2 separate regions of the Homo sapiens genome follow, and region 2 is linked to region 1. Evidence: read pairs that join two places in POLR2A ChIA-PET (ENCODE). Cell type or tissue: OCI-LY7. All regions are shown on one strand. Each heading gives the region's core, and the rest is flanking DNA. Links, peaks and the distances in the headings are about the cores only.

What was found. ChIA-PET counts read pairs that join two places held together with the same protein. Peaks named below come from ENCODE experiments on the same cell type or tissue, not always from the same donor. Only the 100,000 strongest peaks of a DNase experiment are listed, where the experiment ranks them.
Region 2: POLR2A ChIA-PET joins it to region 1 with 6 read pairs; 7 of 35 experiments call an interaction of 5 or more read pairs at or near these places.

Annotation. Positions count from the first base shown.
Region 1 is chr4:87,466,535-87,470,936 of GRCh38, forward strand. It overlaps SCPPPQ1 (secretory calcium-binding phosphoprotein proline-glutamine rich 1), which reads right to left. Exons shown (of 10, transcript NM_001405228.1): 2 at 4,094-4,123; 3 at 3,058-3,128; 4 at 1,445-1,477; 5 at 1,275-1,352. The coding sequence starts at 3,114. Among named protein-coding and RNA genes, the nearest start is that of SCPPPQ1, 2.3 kb to the right of the region's middle. In OCI-LY7, for the core only: no CTCF peak of the experiment used is centred there; no DNase peak of the experiment used is centred there.
Region 2 is chr4:87,404,937-87,409,338 of GRCh38, forward strand. No RefSeq gene overlaps it. Among named protein-coding and RNA genes, the nearest start is that of NUDT9, 15 kb to the right of the region's middle. In OCI-LY7, for the core only: no CTCF peak of the experiment used is centred there; a DNase peak (open chromatin) is centred at 1,755.

The DNA of each region.
Region 1 (4,402 bases), core at 130-4,129:
GGAGAAGAAATGTTCTATTGAGGACTAAGTTTAGTGACAAATTTTTAAAAGTTGAGAGAAACACAGTTTGAAATTAAATGCAAGCAAAGGGAAGGTGTTTATTAAATTTAGATATAAAAACAGTTACACAAAATCATGTTTGTATATTTAAAAATATTTAGGAGATCAGACAATATTAAGCAAGATGTAGTTTTAAAATGTTTGTGAGCTGGGCATGGTGGTGTGCACCTATAATCCAGCTACTGGGGAGCCTGTGGGAGGTGGGAGGATCACTTGAGCCCAGGAGTTTGAGACTAGCCTGGGTGACATAGTGAGGTCCTTGTCTGTAAATAAGGGGTATGTGAAGTTTTAAAATGTATGTGATTTTTAAAGAAAAAAATCATTGCTTAAATACTTATCCAAATTTAACAAGGCCCCAATCTGTGTTGCAGCATCATTATTTTAGACTAAAATAATTTTCTACCCGCAAATTGCCTTGTGCTTTTCAAGTCTGCACCCATGCACTTGCTGTTCCTCTGCCTGAAATGTTTCATCCATTTGTCTTCCTTCAAGACCTGGTTCAGATACTGTCTTCTCTGAAGTCTTTGATCCATAGCTTTGTATTTGTGTCTCGAAATACTTATCAAATTACATTGTAGTTTCCCTTTATGAGTCTCTCTTCCTCATCAGATCTGAACTTATACTGTTTGTACCTCAAGCACTCACCGTTGACTCTATAATGTAGTCGACTTACAAAAGTGTTATATATAGAATAAAGGCAACTCTATTGTGTATTTAGCATTGTTCCAAACTTTATTGAAAAAATGTTTTAAGAATCCAGATATTAGGAGAGCCTGGAGAGAGTCCAAACAGAAAAGCAAAATAACTATTTTGCTTGAACTTGGGAAAAAGTTATAGAAAGCTGGGGAAAAAAAATCTTCTTAGAGAAAGAAAGCAACAAGGTGAATTTGAAAAAGCAAAAGAATGGATATTATAGAAAGAAGTATTCTCTTCATAAAGAGTAAGCTCGTAACGGTCAAAGTAATTCAGCACAAACACCTTTTTAATAGTAAGTGCAGAGAAACACTGCGAGAGGGCACTGAAGATTTGGAGGGAAATTTGCTAGCCCCTTGTCACGTTCCACTATAAGCTATATGGGAGAGAAGTTTGAATAGCTGATTCCTGGGGACTGCCTAAAGCCTCATATTTCAGTATCAAAATTTGGAAAGTTTCATAACCACCATCCAACAAATAAATCCTTTTAGCTATTTCAGATTCCCCAAACCCATGCTTACCAGGGGCGGTTGCGGAGGTAGGGGAAAGAGGACCTGAGGGAAAAATGGTGGTACTTGTGGTGGGTAAAAGATAAATCTCTGTAAAAAGAAACATGATGTCAGTCATTTCAGACAATGGCAGACTTTTAAAATGATGAATGCATTATTTAAAAATACAATTAGAAGTTCACCTGTTCACTGGAACTTTCAGCATATTGTTCGAGCTTGCAAAACAATAACAGCAACAAGGTAAAGCAGCATATGGAAATACATTATCCACTAAAGAGAGGTTTTGTTCTAAAGGAGAATAAGTAATAAGCCACTATGGAGCATTATACCCATCAGTAATGTAACTTCACTTCTGAAATAAAAAGCAGTTGGATATCTAATAGGGAAAAGTTTAATTAATTTTGTGCAATGATTTGGAAGACCAAGGCTTTTTGCTTTTAAATTTATATCCAAAGAATGCTTTTATTTACATTTCTTAAGATTAATTCCATATTACATGAATATTTCCTTTTGTAAATCTTTGAATGGTGTTCTTGATTTAGTTCTCAGTAGTTATAAACTCAAAGTGAAGGGAGTGTGGAAATGTACACTTAAGTTCTGCACCCCAAACACAAATTTTGAAAGCTCCCTCACTTCTTCAAAAGCTCCTTTGATACAAAGTGTGCAGGGGAGAGAGTTTCTTGCCTACTTGGTGCCCTCATATTCAGACTAGTAAACCCAGATTAGACTCAGTGGATCTCATTTGTATATAGTCAGTTGATGACAAAATGTCTATATAGGTGAAGTTAATGATGTTCTGGGATTACAGTATTTCATATATTCTTAGATGCTATCATTGTCAAAAGCACCATTATTTCATAAATTACCAAAAAAGAAAAGCGCTGCTGTTAAGCTGCCGTGACACTTTATCAAATTGTGTTTTTAAGACACAGCTCAATTTCAGAGCTGCTGAAATATCAAAAAGTACATATTAGAATTAATGAAATATGTATACTGCAGCATTCCCATCAGCCTAAAGAAACAGGCAATACAAATTGTTTGGAATTTTAGACCACGATACTTGCCAGCTTTGGCAAAAAGGATTGTGGTCTAAAGAAACAAATTAGGTTTGTTATCAAGGGCACTATAGATGAATGTAGCTTTTTATCCAAATCTGGTTTTCAAAAATTGGACTTTAAAGGTGTGTCTGTATGATCACTCAAATATAATTCAGGCATAAGTTGTTTTTATATTCATAATTTAGTAATCAATGTAAGTTATCTTAAATATTTCCTTCTTTAAAATCAAATCTACAATGAGGTAGATAGTCCTTTGGTGTCAGAGCATTTCCATGTAACAGCCTTTTAAGAAAACATGAGATGGTTTGGGGCAAGGGCATTACAAATGAAACTCAATTCAAACTGCTTAATTTAGACCTGGGTCACTGCAGAATATTTGTTCTATATCACTGAGTTTATTGAGAACATCCTATCTTTCAAATAGGACCCTTCTCTGCCTTAGATGCATTAAAAAAATCATCTCCGTGCAACTCTGAGGTGTTCCTAGGACTCATTTTATAGACAAGGAAACCATGGGTTAGTTCAAAGTCACACAGCTAGCACATGGCATATGGAGCTGAGATTTGTACTGGGCAGAGTCTTGGACTGACAAAGAGTGGTGAACTCCTAGTTCTATGACTTTCCTGGGTTCCGCTTTCCTCTTTTGTGAAATGAAAAGATAAGACCTGCTTTCTAGCCGAGAAATGCGATGACTCTAAATCTGAAATTGAGTCAGCAGCTGAGGAGGGTGTACTCACGGGGATGGGCAGAGCAGTGGCAGTGCTCAAAAGGCCAGCCAAGATGAGAAATTTCATTCTAAAGGTCGAGCCTGGAATTGAAGGGGTAGGAGATCATTTCGAGTTTTTTTCTATGTAAGTCCTATTCCTATTTAGAGGTGTTGAAATAGTGGTCAAGATAAATCCTGCCTCCAAACATAGGTTTTGTAAGCCTACAAGAGTGTTTTTAAAAGCTTTGAATTCCTTAGACAAGACATGCACTGTTTAGCTCCCAACATAGCCCATTACTTTCTACTTTCTTATAAAGTTACAGTTCGGCCTATACACTGTACATGTTTGGTCCCTGAAGTTGCGTTTGTGATCTCTACACACAAATCTTTTTTTTTTTTTTTTTTTTTTTTGAGACAGGGTCTTGCTCTGTCACTCAGGCTGGAGTGCAGTGGCACAATCATAGCCTCCTGTACCCTCGAACTGCTGGGCTCAAGTGATCCTTCTGCCTCAGTCTCCCAAGGAGCTAGGACTACAGGTGTGCACCACCACACTTGGCTAATTTTAAAAAAATTTTCTTAGAGATGGGGTCTTGCTATGTTGCCCCCCTGTTGCAAGGATGGTCTTGAACTTCTGGCCTCAATCAACCTTCCCACCACAGCCTTCCAAAGTGCTGGGATTACAGGTGTGAGCCACTGTGCTCAATTCTACTCACAAATCTTTAAACACCAGTGTTACATCATGCTTATTATTAGTAATTGATCACTACTGGCTAAAATGAGAGGAAAGTTTTTATGTAATACACAAATAAATCCACCTGAAGCTTGTACCTCTGTGAGACTTACCAGGCCTTCATATAGTCTGGTTGCTGTTATTGCCAGTTATAGTTCTCGGGAAGGAAATTGTATGGGAAAAATTTTGTAAGATGTAATGGGTTGGTAGAAAATCAGCACAATATGAGTAAATTCAGATTCAATAAAGGAAATCAACTGGCCTTTTATTGGTCCATTGGTTCTGAAAGGAGACATTTTTATGTTTTAAAAATCGCACTTAATTCAAATTAACTTACCTTGTGAGTTTCAAACCAAATCACTGTATTCTGGAATTGGATTTTGAAAGAAAAACAACTTTATCATGTTATTATTAAGACTTATCTCCAGCATTTGAGGCAAGTTATATCTATAAATCACACTTCATCTGTTATATATATCTAAAACCCAACTCTGATTTCAATCTTAGTGCTACTTTGCCTGAATTTAGGCAACTTATTTCCCTTTTCCTTTTTCATGTTTTTTCTTTGTATTTTTCTTCTTTCTGGATTCAAACACTAATTTCTTTCTTCTTATTAGAAGTGGACCTGTTAGAAATCATTAAATTA
Region 2 (4,402 bases), core at 99-4,098, 62 kb before region 1:
ATCACCTCGTGAAGTAGAAAAGAGGTGAGACATAGCATAGGTAGGAATGCCTAAAGTTGGACAAATACAATTAATGTCTCCTAATAATTTTTGGAAATCATTTAAGGTTTCTAAATTATCTCTTTGAATTTGAACCTTTTGAGGCTTAATAGGACTTTGTTCTACCTTCATTCCTAGATATTGAAAGGGAGTAGAAGTTTGGATTTTACTGGGGGCTATAATCAACACTGAAGCATTTACAGCCTTTTCTAACTGTTTGTAGCACAACATCAATTCTTCCCTAGTTTCAGCGGCCCACAAAATATCATCCATGTAATGGATGATACAACATTTTTTAAACCATTCTCTAACTGGCTTAATAGCTTTCCCGACATAAGTTTGGCAGATAGTCAGGCTATTTAGCATGCCTTGTGGTAGTACTTTCCAATGGTATCTGTCTGCTGGTTCTTTTATTATTTATGGCGGAAATAGTAAAAGCAAATTTTTCATAATCTTGGGCAGCTAAAGGAATGGTAAAAGAAGCAATCCTTTAGATCTATCACTATGAGAGGCCAGTATTTTGCAATCATTGTTATGGAGGGTAACCCTAGTTGTAGTGCACCCATGGGTTGAATTACAGCATTAACAGCCCTTAAATCTGTTAACATTCTGCATTTCCCTGATTTTTTCTTAATGACAAATACAGGAGAATTCCAAGAGCAGAAAGTAGGTTCTATATGAACCTTTTGCAATTGTTCCTGTACCAGCTCTTTTAAAGCCTCCAGTTTTTCCTGTTTCAGCAGCCATTGGTCCACCCAAACCAGTTTGGCAGTTAGCCAAACGAGAGGAATGGGAGCCAGAGGCTCAACAATGGCCGCTTCTAAAAATGACACCCCAATCTGGTCCGATCCGTTTGTCCTTTTAATTCTAAAGGTTCTGATTGACTATTTTTATCTTTTCCTAGTCATTTTCCTGGGCAATATACCATATTTATCATCATTTGTCTACTGTTACTGCTATATTGATCCATAGGAATAGATATTTCAGCATCCCATTATTGCAATAAGTCTCTACCCCATAAGTTGAGAGGAATAGGTGTAATGATAGGCTGAATTGTCCCTTCCAGACCATTTGGCCCTTGATGTGGCAAAATAAAGGAACTTTGAAAAACTTCCGAGGAAGCTCCTACTCCAAAAATACCAATGAATGCCTTTTGCTTAGGCCAGTCCCAGGGCCACTGATTTATAGCAATAATAGAGACATCAGCTCCAGTATCTACTAGTCCTTCAAAATCTTTTCCCTGAATAGTTACTGTGCAAATAGGTCTTTTGTCAGACACTTGATTAACCCAATATACAGCATTTCCTGTTGGATTAGTTCTACCAAAGCCTCCTGTTCTCTTCATTGTGCTGCTTCCTAGTTTTATGTAAGGTAACAGCAACAACTGAGCAATTCTTTCTCCTGGGGAAGCAGACCATAGAGTCGAGGAACTAATAACTAATTGAATTTCTCTGGTATAATCAGAATCAATTATTCCCATGTGCACAGTGACACCTTTCAAATTTAGACTAGACTTTCCAAGTAATAGACCAACTGTTCCTGCGGGTAAGGGTCCCCTAACTCCTGTAGGGACCTTTTTTGGTGGCTCCCCAGGAAGTAAGGAGATGGGAATTGTGCTTCAGAGGTCTACAACAGCACCGCCTGCTGTGGTGGGGGGACAATTGTACATTTGTAAGGGCAGTGGCTGTGCCGGATATGCCTCGGTTTGTTGAGGGACTCGAGGCAGGTCCCTCTTCCTGTTTCTCAAGAGAGGTTGTCAATCTTTGCTAATTTTAGAATGACACTGACTTGCCTAGTGATGGCTTTTTTCACAACGGGGGCATACACAAGTACTTTTCTGTTGGTAGCTCTTGCCTTTTGATTTCCTTTTCTACATTCCTTTTTTATGTGTCTAAATTGCCCACAATTAGAGCAAGAGCCTGAGAAATGGGGCATATTCTTTCTGACTCGTAATCCAGCCATAGCCTGAGCTAAAAGAGTAGCCTTATGTAAGTTACCTCCAATGCCATCGCAAGCCTTAATATATTCAGCTAAATGAGGCTTCCCTCTCAGGGGTCTAACAGCAGTTTAACACTCTGCATTAGCATTGTCGTATGCAAGAAGCTGTATTACAACATCTTGAACTGTTTTATCAGTTATGGCTTTATACACAGCCTCTTGGAGCCAAGCAATAAAATTAATAGATGATTCTTTAGGTCCTTGTTGGACAGAACTGAAAGAAGGATATTTTTCTCCTGTAACATTTATCCTTTCCCATGCCTGTAAGCACACAGAGCGCAGCTGAACAATGGCAACATCCTCCATTACTGCTTGATTTTCTAATCAACCCCAATCAGGTCCAACTCCCATTAACTGTTCAAAGGAAACAGGCACAGGTGGTCGTGCTTGTGTATTTTCCCTTGTCTGAGTTTGAGCTTCATCAGCCCACCAGGTTTTAAACTGCAAGTACTGAGATGAAGTGAGAACAGATTTTGTTAAAGTTTTCCAATCATACGGTATTAACATATTATTGAGAGAAACATTTTTTAATAAAGTTTGCACAAAAGGAGAGTTTCGCCCATATTGACTAATGGCTTGCTTGAATTCCTTTATCAGCTTAAAAGGAAAGGTGGTCCAATTAGCTATATTCTGTCCTTCCTGCTGGATTATAGTTATGGGAAATTGCCATGCTTCAAGGTCTGCCTCCACTCTAGCCTTTTGAATAGAATTTTGTATAGCATCACCAATTGCTCCAGATTTTAATGTTGCAACTACAGGAGCAGTAAGTTTTGTAGCTAATTCATCTTCTCGCCCATTAAGGGGAGAGAGAGGAGGTGGTCTTTCACTTAATTCAGCAGGTAGAGCCAACGGGCTAGTAAAACATACTTTTTTCAGTTTCCCTTTCTTTTCTTTAATTTCCTCCATTTCCTGTTCCTCACATTCAGAATCTGAGGGTAGTTTTTTACACTCATCCTCCTCTTCCTCATCTGAATCTGCCTCATCATCTGTTTGAAATGGCTCAAGAGCTGCTTTTATTAGCGCCCACATTGACCAGACCAAGACTGGAATTTTTGCTCGACCTTTATACACTTTAAAAACCTCCACCAATTCTCTCCCATTCATCCAACTCCATAGTCCCTTTTTCTGGGAACTATGGGCAAAACTGCTTTACTGCATTAAAGGGTGATAACAAATTCTGAGTACTAACTTTCACTCCTCCTCTTTGTAATAAATGCCTTAAGAAATTTAAATAAGTAGAATGTCTGCTTTTTCTTTGTCCCGTTGTTACCCTCGTTCTTCACAGTGCTCAGCTTTCCTGCCGAGCTTCTTTTAGACATCCTTGGGTGTCCTTTGATGATGCGTCCTCTGCTTTCACATACTCTAGTGTTCCTTCACCGGGGTCTTTGTTGCCCCATGTTGGGCCACCAGGAATGTTGGGATGATTAGTCCCAACACCAGATCGTGGGGGCGACAAAGTCCGGCAGAGTCAAAGGATTGAGAAAAAGTTTGAGAAGGAAAGTGGGACCAGAGGGCCATCGGGATTGTGGAGGCTGGGAAGGCCCTGAGCTCTGGGAGCCCAAGCTATTTATTGGTAATCCAACAAAGAAACAGGTCGTGAGAATGTGGGGGTCGAAAGGGCAGGTGCATGATCTACAGCTGTGATGGTTTAGCATTTATATGGAACATCTTCTGCTACTTGAGATAATGGGAATACAATCGATCTAGGAGCCTAGGAGGGCTAGAAGCAAGGAGCCAGCAAGTCTAGACACATTCCAGAGGACATTATGTCAGACATGCAAGCCCTGCCTCAGTTTTTTTCCCAACACTCAGCTTTTTCCCAACAAGTAGTGGAAAGTTTCAGAAAACTATGATCGATAAATTCAATGACCAATAAGGAAACACCTTATTAGAAAATTATCTAAGTTTATACTCTAAGAAAATAAATTTATGAATGAGATCATAAAATTGTCAAACTAGCATTCGAGTAGGTATATACAGTTACATTTTTTTCTGCCTCATAAGTGAGACTAGAATTTAAACCTGAATATCTTATCTAATAATTTTGCTATGTAGAATGTCCAAACTATACAATTTTTAATCTGAGATTTGAAAGAGATTGAAATTAAACTCTGCACCTGAACTCAGTGCTGCTTCCCTCTAATTTATTTGCAGTTTTCTGTTATTTGGTGCCTCAGGTTAAACCTACTGGGAGAAAGTGGTTCTGAACCCTTCATATACTATCCACTTTTGTTTTGTTATCCTTGCTTTCCTCTTCAAGGCTACTGTGGATATTCATTCTAGCTTGATTTACTTCATGTAAAAATATTCCCTTTTGTGGAGATAAAGGAGTAAATAAAAGGGTATGCAGATTTATTTGTCCTTG